Linked DNA regions of Homo sapiens: region 2 is linked to region 1. Evidence: read pairs that join two places in POLR2A ChIA-PET (ENCODE). Cell type or tissue: PC-9. All regions are shown on one strand. Links, peaks and the distances in the headings refer to the core of each region. The heading gives the core; the rest is flanking DNA.

Region 1 (6,353 bases), core at 771-5,770:
AAATGAGTTATATGACCAGGTGACTAGTTAAACACGAGTTTTACTATTAAGTGAAAAGAAGAGAATGGATCTAAAGATCACAGAAAAACTGGAAGATAAAGACATGAAATTTTATGTCTCGTAAAGCAAAATAAAAAAGAAAGTTAGATGGAAAATAGGAGAGAAAGTATGATAAATGTTCTAGAAGGAGAGAGTAGTCCCCAAGAGAGGAGGATATAAATTAAATATCAAAACCATGCCTCATAACTGAAATAATCTGAGTCCTTTAATTGAAGGAATTCATCAAGTGTCCAACACTTTGAATAAAAAGGGCCCACACCAGTAATAAGTAACACTTGTTAAGTTTTAACTGTGTGCCAGGTATCACTTTAAGCACTTAACATGTATTAACCCCATTTAATTTTCAAAACAACAGTGTGAGTACTGCTATTATTCCCATTTTACAAATGGATAAACTGAGGCAGATCAGCTAGTAAGTGGTGGTGTTCTGTGTTCCTGTAGAGGAGGAATGCATTCAGATGTCCAACCTGATGACACCACACAAGTACCAAGAAGGCACCAAAAGATGTATCGTGCATATCATGAGATTTTCCATGCTTCAGGCTTCCAAGCAGGTCAACAAATGAGAGAGGCAGGAGGGGTGACTGGTTTTGGGTTTAATTGTGGCTAGCAGGTAGGGCTGGGGTAAGGGTGTTCATTAACAGGTTAGGGCTTGCAAGATTTGAACTTCCCAAGGAGGGTGCACTTTTTTTTTACCGACTTGCCTACATGTAGGGCAAGAGGGTAAGAGGGAGGATGGTGATTAAAAGCTGTCAGCTGGCCGGATTTGGTGTCTCACACCTGTAATCTCAACACTTTGGGAGGCTGAGGTGTGTGAATCACATGAGGTCAGGAGTTCGAGATCAGCCTGGCCAACATGGTGAAACCCCATCTCTACTAAAAATACAAAAATTAGCTGGGTGTGGTGGTGCAGGCCTGTAATCCCAGTTACTCTGGAGGCCGAGGCAGGAGAATTGCTTGAACTCTGGAGGCAGAGGTTGCAGTGAGCCGAGATCGCGCCACTGCACTCCAGCCTAGGTGACAGAGCCAGACTCCATCTCAAATAAATAAAAATAAGTAAATAAATAAAAGCTGTCAGCAGTCAAATATTAAAAATGGAGTCTGACTCTTTATTAAAAGCTGCAATTCAAGTCAAAGCACTTGCAAAGCTGTAGGGATAAGGACAAGATCCTAAAAGTTTTCAGAAAGAAATAGGTCACACACAAACAAGTCAGGAATCAGAAGAAAATCAGACTTTCCACAACTAAAACAGGAAGATAGAAACCAGTGGTGCGATACCTTCAAAATTCAGAAGGATAATGATTTCTAAGCTAGAAATCTATACCCAGCCATACTATCAATTCAGTGTGAGGGTGGAATAAAGATATTTTCAGAAAAGCAAAGTCTCAAGAAATCTAATTCTCAGATACCCTTTATCAGGGGCTACTGGAGGATATGCACTACTGTATTGTATATTTTGTATATTTTCAACTTTCTGTATATAATGATGTTTGACATCTTTAAAAATCTGGCTGGGGGCTGGGCTCAGTAGCTCATGCCTGTCACCCTAGCACTTTGGGAGGCTGAGGCAAATGGATCACTTGAGCCCCGGAGACTGAGACTAGCAACATAGCAAAACCTCATCTCTACAAAAGATACAAAATAGCCGGTGTGGTGGGCAAGCCTGTAGTCCTGGCTACTGGGGGTGGGGGTGGGGTGGGGCTGAGGTTGGAGGATCTCTTGAGCCTGGGGAGGTGGAGGCTGCAGTGAGCTGTGATGGCGCCGCTGCACTCTAGCCTGGAGGACAGAGTAAGGCCCTGTCTCAAAAAAAAAAAAAAAAAAATATGGGGAGAAACTGCCCCTCCTGGGGCCGGTCAATTCTTAGAGATGGCAAAGGGCTCAGCAGGAGCCGTACTTTCTCTGTCTGGCCCACAGACCCCAAGAAGCAATATTCATCTGCTTTAATCATGCCAGAGCCAGGTATCAGGCAACTAGAGACAATCCCTATAGCTTAGAGCCTACCCAAATCATTCGAGTTTGCCATTCCTAAACCCAGCCTTGCCTTTCCCCAGGAAATCCCAATTAAGGTTCTAGCTTAGGCTTTTTCCCTGTTCCTGTCTTGGGCTACCAAGCCAAAACCTGGTGCCTCCCGCTGTGACCCTGTGTGGCATGCAGTGATCCCCTCTCTAAGCCTTGTGAGTATAATAAGCTTTGTTTTCATGAGCCTCTCCTGTGCCTCCTCTTGTGGCTGCACCTGACTGACCATGTCACAAAAACACAAAACCATCATCAAAATTAGAAAGCAAGAAAGAGGAAGACACATAACTAAGGAAAGCAGGAGAGCTAAGAAAAGAGAAGAATGGCGGGTATTTCTCAGCATGACAGTGAATGGGGCAAGACCTGTCCCGCAGGCATAGAGTGCGGGCTGCCTGCAGTGAGATGAGTGCTCCAGCAGTGATGTCTTCCAGAAAAACAGGAACTGATACGTCACCATTTAAAAAAAATTCATGGCCATACTGACAGGTGATTTCACAGCTGGGAATAAGTTAATGATAAATGCACGGAAGACTAAGATGGCATTGTCAGTTCAGGAAAAGATAAAAGAAAAGGCACATAATCATACTACTACTCTTTGTAGCTTAGCTACAAACAATAATAAAAAATACACATGCAGCATTTGGTGTGTGCTAGGCACTGTTCTAAGTGTCTTTCATTTATTAACTCATTTAAACCTCCCAGCAGCTCATTTTACAGATCAGAAATATTTGGCAAAGATGTTAAGTAAAGGTACTTGTCAAATATTACACAGTATATCAGTCTCCTGCTGCTAAAACAAATTACCACAAACTTAATAGCTTAAAACAATACAAATTCATTGTCTTATAGTTCTGGAGGCCGAAAAGAGGTTTCTGTGAGCTAAAATCAGGGTGTTGGCAGGCCTGTATTCCTTCTGGAGCTCTAGGGGGAACCCCTTTCCTAGTCATTTCCATCTTCTAGGGACCACACGCATTCCCTGGCCGGTGGCCTCTTCCTCCATCTTCAAAGCTGGCAGCGTAGTATCTTCTCGCCCTCTGACTCTGCTTCTGTCCTTACAACTCTCTCTGATTCTGATTCCTCTGCCTTCCTCTGACAGGGACTCTTGTGATTAGATTCAGCCCACCTAGCAATCCAGGATAATCTCTCAATCTCAGAATCCTTAATTTAGTCACATCTTCAAAGTCCCTTTTACCATGTAAGTTAACATATTCATAGGTTCTGGGGATCAGGGTCTGGGCATTTTTGAGGGGACAGTATTCAGCCTGTCAAACACAGCTAGGGGTAGAGGCAAGATTCAAACCTAAGTAACTTATTTCCAGAGTTCTTACTCTTAATCACTATGCTCTGGGGCCTTTATGACAATACTCACATAATCATCATCATCTGAATACCAAATATGGCTATAACGAATTTTGGGATATAACCACATTGGGAGGATAGGGAGTAGGCTAGGGAGCTCTCTAATGCTACTCACTACATAGCATTTAGTATTTGCTAGGCAAAGAACAGTGCTTAGCACATACCAAATGCTATGTAGTGAGTGGCATTAGAGAGTTAATTCTTTATATTTCACAGCAGAAAGGCAAATGGATAGACTAGACTAGTCTAAAACTAAAAAAAAAAAAAAAAAAATCCAAGAATAAGTATATAAGCGTTTTTCTTAACATATGAGAAATATATATCTCAAAAGAAGCAGATAAAAGCAGAAAAGCATGCCAGGCGCAGTGGCTCATGCCTATAATCCCAGCACTTTGGGAGGCCGAGGCAGGAGGATCACCTGAGGTCGGGAGTTTGAGACCAGCCTGACCAACATGGAGAAACCCCATGTATTTTGTAAAAATACAAAAAATTAGCCAGGCATGGTGCCACATGCTTGTAATCCCAGCTACTTGGGAGGCTGAGGAAGGAGAATCACTTGAACCCAGGAGGCAGAGGTTGCAGTGAGCTGAGATAGCACCATTGTACTCCAGCCTGGGCAACAAGAGCGAAACTCCGTCTAAAAAAAAAAAAAGCAGAAAAGCATTGCCTCAAGGGTGGCAGGGGGAACTGGTGATTTTTGTTATCAGCCGTGAAAAACCAATTGATTTTACAAACTGTGTGTAGGTATTTCTTTGATTAAACACATTTCATTAGAAAACCCCAAGGTGTGAATATGGGACTCTGTTTAAGGAGCTTCTGTTTGCAGTGTCCTCCCTGCCAGTCTTCACTGTCATGTTTCCCAGTTCCCTGACCTTCTTTCAGGATCCTGTTTCTTGTCTTTGGCTCTTTGCATGATAGCTGGGTTTGGCTGACTTACCTCAGCCTTAGCACCCTCCCTTGGACACAGCTTTGGTATTTGTCCTCCAACTGGAAGTCCTGGGACTCTGGGTGTCTAAACTTCTGCTGTCAGAAGCAGGGCTAAACAAGGACTTACCTGGCTTTGGTGAGTTCCAGGCATGGCTTGTGGACAAAGCACCTCTTTCCCATGTTTATGTGGTCCAAGCCAGAAGGCAAATATCAGAATCAAAGGCAAAATTATAGTTCATACACTGGGGAGTTAATCTTAGGGGCAACACAGAGAACAGGAGCAAGGTCGTAGAGGCAACGTGAGATGAGTGAACAGCAGTAAAGGAATGGAAGTGCCTTCTGAGAACAAGGAGTGGCAGAGGGGACTGAGGCACTGGGTTGGTCCTTGAGAGGGGGTGACAGCAAATGGGCCATCCGAAGGTTTGGGTCCTGGACCTGTCATTCCAAATCCTCCAATAGTTTTTCTAGATTCATGATAGATGGCACTTTTCGGTCCCTTTTGAAGTTAGGCATGGATATGTGATTTTCTTTGGCCAGTAAAATGTAGGAGAAGCATATGTGCTTTGGACAGATTTTTTGGGTTTTTTTTTTTTTTTTGAGACTGAGTTTCGCTCTGTTGCCCAGGCTGGTGTGCAGTGGTGCAATCTCTGCTCACTGCAACCTGTGCCTCCCAGGTTCAAGCGATTCTCCTGCCTCAGCCTCCAGAGTAGCTAGGATTACAGGCGCCTGCAACCACATCTGGCTAATTTTTTTATTTTTAGTAGAGACGGGGTTTTGCCATGTTGGCCAGGGTGGTCTCCAACTCCTGACCTCAAGTGATCCACCCACCTTGGCCTCCCAAAGTGCTGGGATTACAGGCGTGAGTCACCATGCCCAGCCTGGACAGGTATTTTAAAAGCCAGTAGATCATATTCTACATCTTCTTCATATCACAGTGATCAAGTAGCAGATGTTGAGATGGAGCCTCCATCAGCCTGGGTCTCTTGAGTAACTACAGTGAGAGAGGCCCCTGCTGAATCACAATGAACATAGAGAAAGAGTGACAAACTTTTGCTGTATTAAGTCTCTGAGACTTTAGGATTGTTTGTCATCACAGCCTGACCTAACCCATGATGCCTGATACAGGTCCTGAAGTACCAGTCACTGTTCTGAAGGCAGTGACTTTGCCTTAAGAACTCAATGAGCAAGGCAAGGGTTTTGGCTTAAGAACTCAATGGGTCAAGTCCAGAAAACCAAGTTCACTCAGAGAATCCAAAGGACAGGAACAGTGCCTCAAATGATGGCAAAGTCAAGAGCCAAGAGCTGAGAAGAGCTGGACTAGCATGAGAACAGGTTAGAAGCAAAACCCAGAGAATGCTTGTTAATTCCTAGGGAAGGAAGTGAATTAAAGTGAGTGATACCTGTCTTTATTATTTTCTCAGCTCTGATCCACAGGGCGGTCTGGGAGGTTTGAAGGCTCAAGGTCAAGTGGACATGAGGGTGGTGGAAGCATCAGTACTATGCAGTTTGTGGAGCTTCAGGTTGGTAGTACAGGGAGATGTAGAAATACAGTGCAGGTGCTCTGATTAGAGAGAAGGAGCAAAGTGTTGAAAACAAACCCTGCGATGATGAGGAGCTCTGTAGAGGCACACAGATGCTGATGATAGGTTCCCTTTGAGCCACTGAATAAGGTGCTCCATTTGGTCATCACTGTGTGTAGTGGGCAGTATTCAGCTGGACAAGGTTGCAGACTTCTAAGCTGGGAGATGAACTGAAAGTGAGGTCAGAGGTCAAATGACTGAGTCCTCTGTAAAGGAAGATCTGATTAATAGACTGTCTCCAGTGGTGCAGATTGAGGCTAATATGAAAAATGTCCTTGTTAGAAAGTTGGGTCAGGAACATTCAAGGCAGCACTGAGTGTTGGACAGGACACATTAATTCCTTACATGTCTCAGGTGTTCCTTCAGTGTGCAGATGTCATGTAGCAGTAAGGTGTAGGATGCCATTTTTGA
Region 2 (6,353 bases), core at 565-5,564, 220 kb after region 1:
AATGTACACTCAGCTGCAGCAGCCCCTGCTGTCAGGGGCTTTGTTTCTGGCTTCCACTCAGCCTGAACCAGATTTTCTTCCACCTTCCCTGACCACATGCCCCCTCTGCACCCCCATACACTCAATACACTAGGCTTCTACCTCATGGTCCCTCACCCAGGCTAGGCTCAGACCTCTGGTTGGAGAAAGGAAAGAATGAATAATAAATGGCAGGCACTTTCTAACCCCAGAAGTGCAGGAAGTGCTGCTGGTGTGGCTTTTCTTTTGTTATTTCAGCCCCAAGGGCCTGTGTGTGGAGCAGCTCCCCCCATCCTGCATCCTCCCATTTACACATCCCTGGCTGAATCCTCTCCCCACCCCCATCTGCTTTTTGCCTGCTGCCTGGCTCTTCGGGGTAGGCTCCCCCTTTCCAGGGCCCAGAGCACACAGCTCACCTTGGGGAAAGGAAGTACATTTTCTGTGCCAATCCGTCATGAGCCCCTGAGCCTAGGAAGAGACTGGCTGGAGCCCCCACCCCTGGTCATCACTGAAACCGCCAGGCAGTCCTGGGGAATGCAGTCCCTCCCCTCCCCCAGCCCCTGGCCACATTTCACGTCCTGCATTAGCCAAGCTCCTAACCCATGTCCAAATTTGGCCTCCCTGTGACATTCAGGCCTGCTCGCTCTCCTTCTCCCTGGCAGGGTCAGCTTGGTGAATGATTACACAGAAGACTTCGGTCTCAGGGATGCAGCTCAAAGCAAAACACCAGTCTGGGAAGCCTTCCCTCCCCAGCTGGGCTGGGTCTGCTCTTCCCAGACTCTATCTGTTGTCCCATAAAGCCCCTCCTTTGGTTACATGATTATAATACCCTGTAGCCACACTTCACAGCCCCTTTGTGCATGTATACATTCATTGCAAGCTCACAGAAGCTTTGTGAGGTAGAGGGCAAAGATATTATCCCCCCTTAAAGATAAGGATATTGGCCCAGAGAAGTGAAGGAGCCTGGCCAAGGTCACATAGTGGCCACAGCATCCCCACCCCCAACCCCTCATCAGTGCCCTCTGTTGTTCTCAGTATCCTTGGTGCATGAATAAGAAAGTGCTCTGGAGAGCATACCATATGCTGCCCACACCCAGGGCACCAGGGCACTCGGACCTGAGCCAGCCAGGGAGGGTGGTGCCTGGGGTCCCCAGCAAGAAGCTGAGTCAGAGTAGGGGGAGTGCAGGGCTGCAGGAGCATGGTGTGAAACAATTGACCAAAAGATGGAGGATTCTGGGGTTTCAAATGCGTGTTCCTCACAAACAGAGGGAATGGACATTTGCTAAGCACAAAAGCATACCATTGTCAGGTGGTGTTTCTTGAAAATCCCACCAACAGTCCTATGAAAGAGATCTATTTAACTGACACCATGCTTATTTTAAGGCAGATACTGTTCTAACTAGAACATTAATAGAAGCTACATCATGACCCGGTTATAATTTGTACCAGGTCCTTATATGTAGACATATACACCTCAGTCCTCTTAGCAAGCATATGTGGTAGCAACTGTCATCACTCCCATTCTACAGATAAGGAAACTGAGGCATGAAGAGGTTAAGTAAGTTGCCTGAGGTTATACACTGGTAAGTAGTGGGGTTATGATTTGAGTCTAAGTATCTGGCTCCTGAGCCCCCACAATATCCCCAGCTTTAACCACTCTGCTATCTACCTCTGGCTTTAGCTTGGATTTACCAAAGACAAGCAAGAAAAGGTGGAGGGGCAGGACCTGAACCCAGGCCTGGCTGAGACCCTGATGCCCCCCTCGGTCTGCACCTTGACTCCTCTCATCACGTGCGTGGTCCTTACTGCTGCTTGCTCACCCAAGCACAGACATCCTCAGCCCTTATGTTCTGGTCTTGCAGATGCTTTCTTATCTCAGGGGGTCCTTGCTCTCTGCCTCACCCTCTCTATATCTGATAGGACCAATCAGTCACCAGTTGATGCAGGACGCTCCCTCCAGGCAGTGCTCTCGTTCCGGGCAAGCTCACAGCTCTGACAGGACTATGGTGGCTGCCTAGGGTCTGATAAGCCAAGGCCAGGGCAATGGTCACATGGCACTGAGGTGGGCAACCTGTGGTGCGTATGGCAGGTGCTCCGGGACTTCCAGGGAGGGGGTCATGTAACTGTAGATCTCAAGCTTAGCCAGTCTAGGAGAAAGTGAAAGTTGGGCGGGGGGCTCAGAAGAGCGGCTAGCTGGCAGCCTGAGTCACAGTCCAGTGGGATAACAGCATCGAACAAGAGGGAGAGAAGGACTGCCTGCATCTTGAACTCGGGATCCCAGGTCTGCCACTTTTCAAGCTATGTGGCTTTGGGCAAGTTACTTAACCACTCTGTGTCAGTTTCCTTATCTGTAAAGTGTTGATAACAATAGCTTGTACCTGCTTTGGATGAATCATTCTGGAGAGTTTATGTGTTAGTCCATATAAAGCACTTCAAACAGCCAGGCAAGCAATAAATGTTAACTATAATAATTATTACATATACTTTTACATAAATTTATTATAATCATTACTATTAACATATATTGTACATGTACTAAGAAATAATTGTACACATCCACAAAGGCTTTCAATGTCTTTTTTGCTTGGTGAATTCTATCCTCAGCTTTGTTTCTCCATCCACTGTCCTGCCAGGCTGGACACAACAGGCCAAGTGGTGGGTGGCCGTCTGTCTGCCCCCAGGGACACTGGGCCTGTCTTCTCTGGCTGCCCCTCCTAGAGCAGTCCCTTCTGAGGCGAAGTCATTTGGCCACCTGCCTGATGGCTGGCAGTGGCCCTCACTGGGGTACTTTCTCTTTCTGGGAACAAGTATTCCTCTGGTGACTCACTAGCAGCCCACAAACCTCTTCAGTCCCTCTCCCCAGGCCAAACTCACTTTCTTTCTCTACTTCCTGCATGCTAGTCTCTTTCCAGATTGGTCCACTAGCATGGGATGTTAGCAGAGAGAGCGTTCACATCTACTGTGGATGTGCTGTGCCCCAAGCACTGTGCTGGAGTTGCTAGTGTTTTGTTTAATCCTCCCAACACCGCTGCAAACTGTCCTCATTCTTTTGATTGCACAGAAGTGGAAACAGACACTGAAAGGTCCAATCACATGCCTCAGGTCACACCACTAGGAAAGGGTGGCCTGGGACAGAAGCCCAGGACTGTCTGATTGTTTCCACTATGCACGATTTCTCCCCTGACAGGCCCTAATCATGGCTGTGGTCAGAACCAGGACTGCATGTGGGTTCTACCCTCTTGCTGGATACACAGGTCCCCTGTCAATTCCACCTGGTGGACTGGGATATCCGCCGGACACATATTCTTAAATGAATGTGAAGGGAGAGGGAAGAAGGCCTCATCTATACTTCCGGAAGCCTTTGGACATTGACAAATATGCCCTGAAGGAGTCCTGTCAACTCATGTAGAATGTTCCTCTAAAGGTCAGTGTCACTGAGCAGAGAGGCAAGGTTTGTTTGCCTCCTGGCACCCCATGTTTAAGTCTTGGGAAACACAAAGGACCAGCTAACATTAGGAGAATGTGGCCAGAGGAGAACTGGCCCAACTCCAGCAGCAAGAGATGATTAGAAGCATGCCTTCCTCGATGGTCAGGAAGGTAGGGCCACAAATAAGTAGTGACAGGGGTCACAAACTCATGCACTTCCAGAAACGTGGCAGGTGGACTAAGATCAAGCTGGAGGGGAAATCCTATGTGCATACTGGGAGTGAGCTGAGGGGGGGACACCTGGTCTACAGGTGCCAGACGGTCAGTGTTAGGTGGAAAATCTAGGCCCAGGTGCCACATTCTCTGATTTTTTTCAAGAGAAGCTGTAAATCCAGATTTATACGGAAAAGTCTTCTAATATTTAAGGTACAATTTTGTTATAAAACATTGTACTGATTAAAGACAACATGTCTGTGGGCTGGATGTGTCCCAGAGAACACCAGTGACCGCTTCTGAGACACAGTATTTCATTCAATCCTGGAGACCTTGGGCCTGGGCTCTCTGGAGGGCAGAGAGCCAGTGTCCTCTCCCTTGGGCTCATCAGGCAGCACCTGTCATCAGTGACTACAGGATGGAGTGAGTGGGAGAGCTTTAGTCCCCTTCCCCCTTAACCTCTGTCAGCCCCGAAACACTGCAATAAGCATGAAACTCAGTTTCCAAACAGGCCCCTCAAGCCCTTCCTTCCAGGCTATGGCTCCTAAGCTGGCCCCATCACCTTTACAGTGGGGCTGGAGTAGCCTGGGGTCCCGAGGAGCTGCCCTCACCTGAAGCCTCAGGTGGGATGCAGATCTAGCTATTTGTAAACAAGCCCTAACTAACATTGGTATAAGCATGATGGTCTCTCCACTCACATAATAGTTGAATGTAGACAGTCCTGACTGGTAAGACTCTGACCCACAGGCTGTCCAGGACCCCAGCTCCTCCTGTTTTATTGCTCTGTTATCCCCAGAAGTTCCCTTTGACAACGTGGTCCATGATGGCGCACGCCTCTGTCTATATTCCAGCCAGAGGGGAAAGGGGGCCGGGGAGGCGTGCCGCTTCCCTTTAAGGACATATCCAGGCAGTTATATACAGCCCTTCTGCTCATATTCTGTTGGTCATCAATTAGTCTCCTGGCTACATTCAGCTATGAGGGAGGCTGGGAAATGTTTTTATTTGGGTGACCATGTACCCAAGTAAAGTGCTGTGGAAAATTTCTGTGGATGAAGGGGAGAACATATACTGGGAGGTGGAGGTCAGGTCTCAGCCACACTCTCCATTAGAACTTAATTCCTGATAATGTCCCCTCGGGAGGAAGCCCTATTGAGTTACTAGGCCTCAGTATGAAGTCTGCAAGGGAACAGTCAGTTATCTGATTAGGGAGAAGTCCAGGTCAGTGAACATCAGCCAGACTAGGAAGTTGGAGGCTGGGATGAAAAGGAGGCCTCAGGAAGTGTCCAGGGGTCAGATCACCAGCAGTTGCTTTTCTGATTTGCAGAACAGATGTGGGGAGACCCTTTTCCTTGGATGCAAGCCAAGGGAAGGCAGAAGTCCCTTGGAATGTTCCTATGGAGGTATTAGTTATACCCCCTACAGATTTCCATTTCCTGTGGTGACTCTGAAGGACTGGAGCTGGGGTAGGGTGGGGTATGATAGGGGCAAAAGCAAAGCCAGGAATCATTGTGATAGACAGGAAAAAAAAAAAAAAAAGAAAAAGAAAAAGAAAAAAAGCTTTGTAATATCCAAAAGTCCCTCTAGGGGGCAGTACTATCCCCTTTGAGAACCACTGGCTGAACTCACCAGTGGGCAGAACCCACACCCGGGAGCCACGTGCAGTGTCCACTATACCAATGCCAGGCCAGTCCTGTACTACACGCTGGGAATACCTGGGTCACTAAGACAGACTTGGTCTCTCCCCTCGTTGACCAACTCCACAGTCTAGCTAGACACGAAACGGGTGATTACGCTAATAGTTATTCCTGACCATTGTGATGCGTGCTAAGAAGGAAAAGGGCTGCTGTGCAGTCATTTGCCAGAGGGACCCGTCTAGACCCCAGGATATCAGGGACTGCTTTCCTGGAGAGGTGATCTTTAAGCTGAGGCCTGAAGTATGAATAGGTGGTTCTGCAAAGAAAGAGAAGAAGGCAGCTGGAGGCAGAGAGAACAGCGGACCTCAGAGCTGAGAGGGAGCTTGGCATATTCTAGAAACTGACGAGGCACCGGAGCTAGAGCTAGGAGAGCGAGAGGTGGAATGGCCTTGCCCTTTGGCCCGAGGAAATGAATCTGGGCTTCATCCCAAGAGCACAGGAGGCCTTTGGATAAACCTCCCAAGAGGCTTTTAGCAGGAGATTGACCTGATCATATTTAAGATCACCTGGCTGCAGTGTGGATAATGGGTCAGACATAGCCAGAGTGATGATGTGATGAGGCGACTGACCAGCTAGGAGGCACCTGCAGTGGCCTGGGCAGGAGAGGGTGGTGGTAAGACTTGGTGGAGTCACTTGGATGCTGTGGGCACACAGATGGTACCAAAGTCACAGGGGTCAGTAAGGATGATTTAGGCTGCAAGCAACTGAAATCCTGGCTTAAATAGACTTAAATGAGCAGAGAGGCAAGGTTTGTTTGCCTCCTGGACACCCCATGTTTAAGCCTTGGGAAAATCAATTTATTAAATGCTAAGTAGTCTTAAGGGGATCAGCTCACTTAACTGGTGTCCAGAGACCCAGTGAGCTCTGGGCATATAGACTATACAACTCTGTCACAGGATCCTAAGGGTGTTGCTTTTTCCAGCTGGAAACCTCTGTGGCTGGTAGCACCTTTGCCTGAATTTTGCTTGGGCCCACTGGGCTCCTTCTGCCCACTCAGCCTGG

Evidence for each region. ChIA-PET counts read pairs that join two places held together with the same protein. Peaks named below come from ENCODE experiments on the same cell type or tissue, not always from the same donor. Only the 100,000 strongest peaks of a DNase experiment are listed, where the experiment ranks them.
Region 2: POLR2A ChIA-PET joins it to region 1 with 11 read pairs; 3 of 35 experiments call an interaction of 5 or more read pairs at or near these places.

Annotation. Positions count from the first base shown.
Region 1 is chr2:71,233,902-71,240,254 of GRCh38, forward strand. No RefSeq gene overlaps it. Among named protein-coding and RNA genes, the nearest start is that of PAIP2B, 10 kb to the left of the region's middle. In PC-9, for the core only: no CTCF peak of the experiment used is centred there; no DNase peak of the experiment used is centred there; H3K27me3 peaks cover 3,053 bases.
Region 2 is chr2:71,455,762-71,462,114 of GRCh38, forward strand. It overlaps a transcript of DYSF not described here. Among named protein-coding and RNA genes, the nearest start is that of DYSF, 7.8 kb to the right of the region's middle. In PC-9, for the core only: a CTCF peak has its summit at 5,320; DNase peaks (open chromatin) are centred at 2,890 and 3,470; H3K27ac peaks cover 2,138 bases.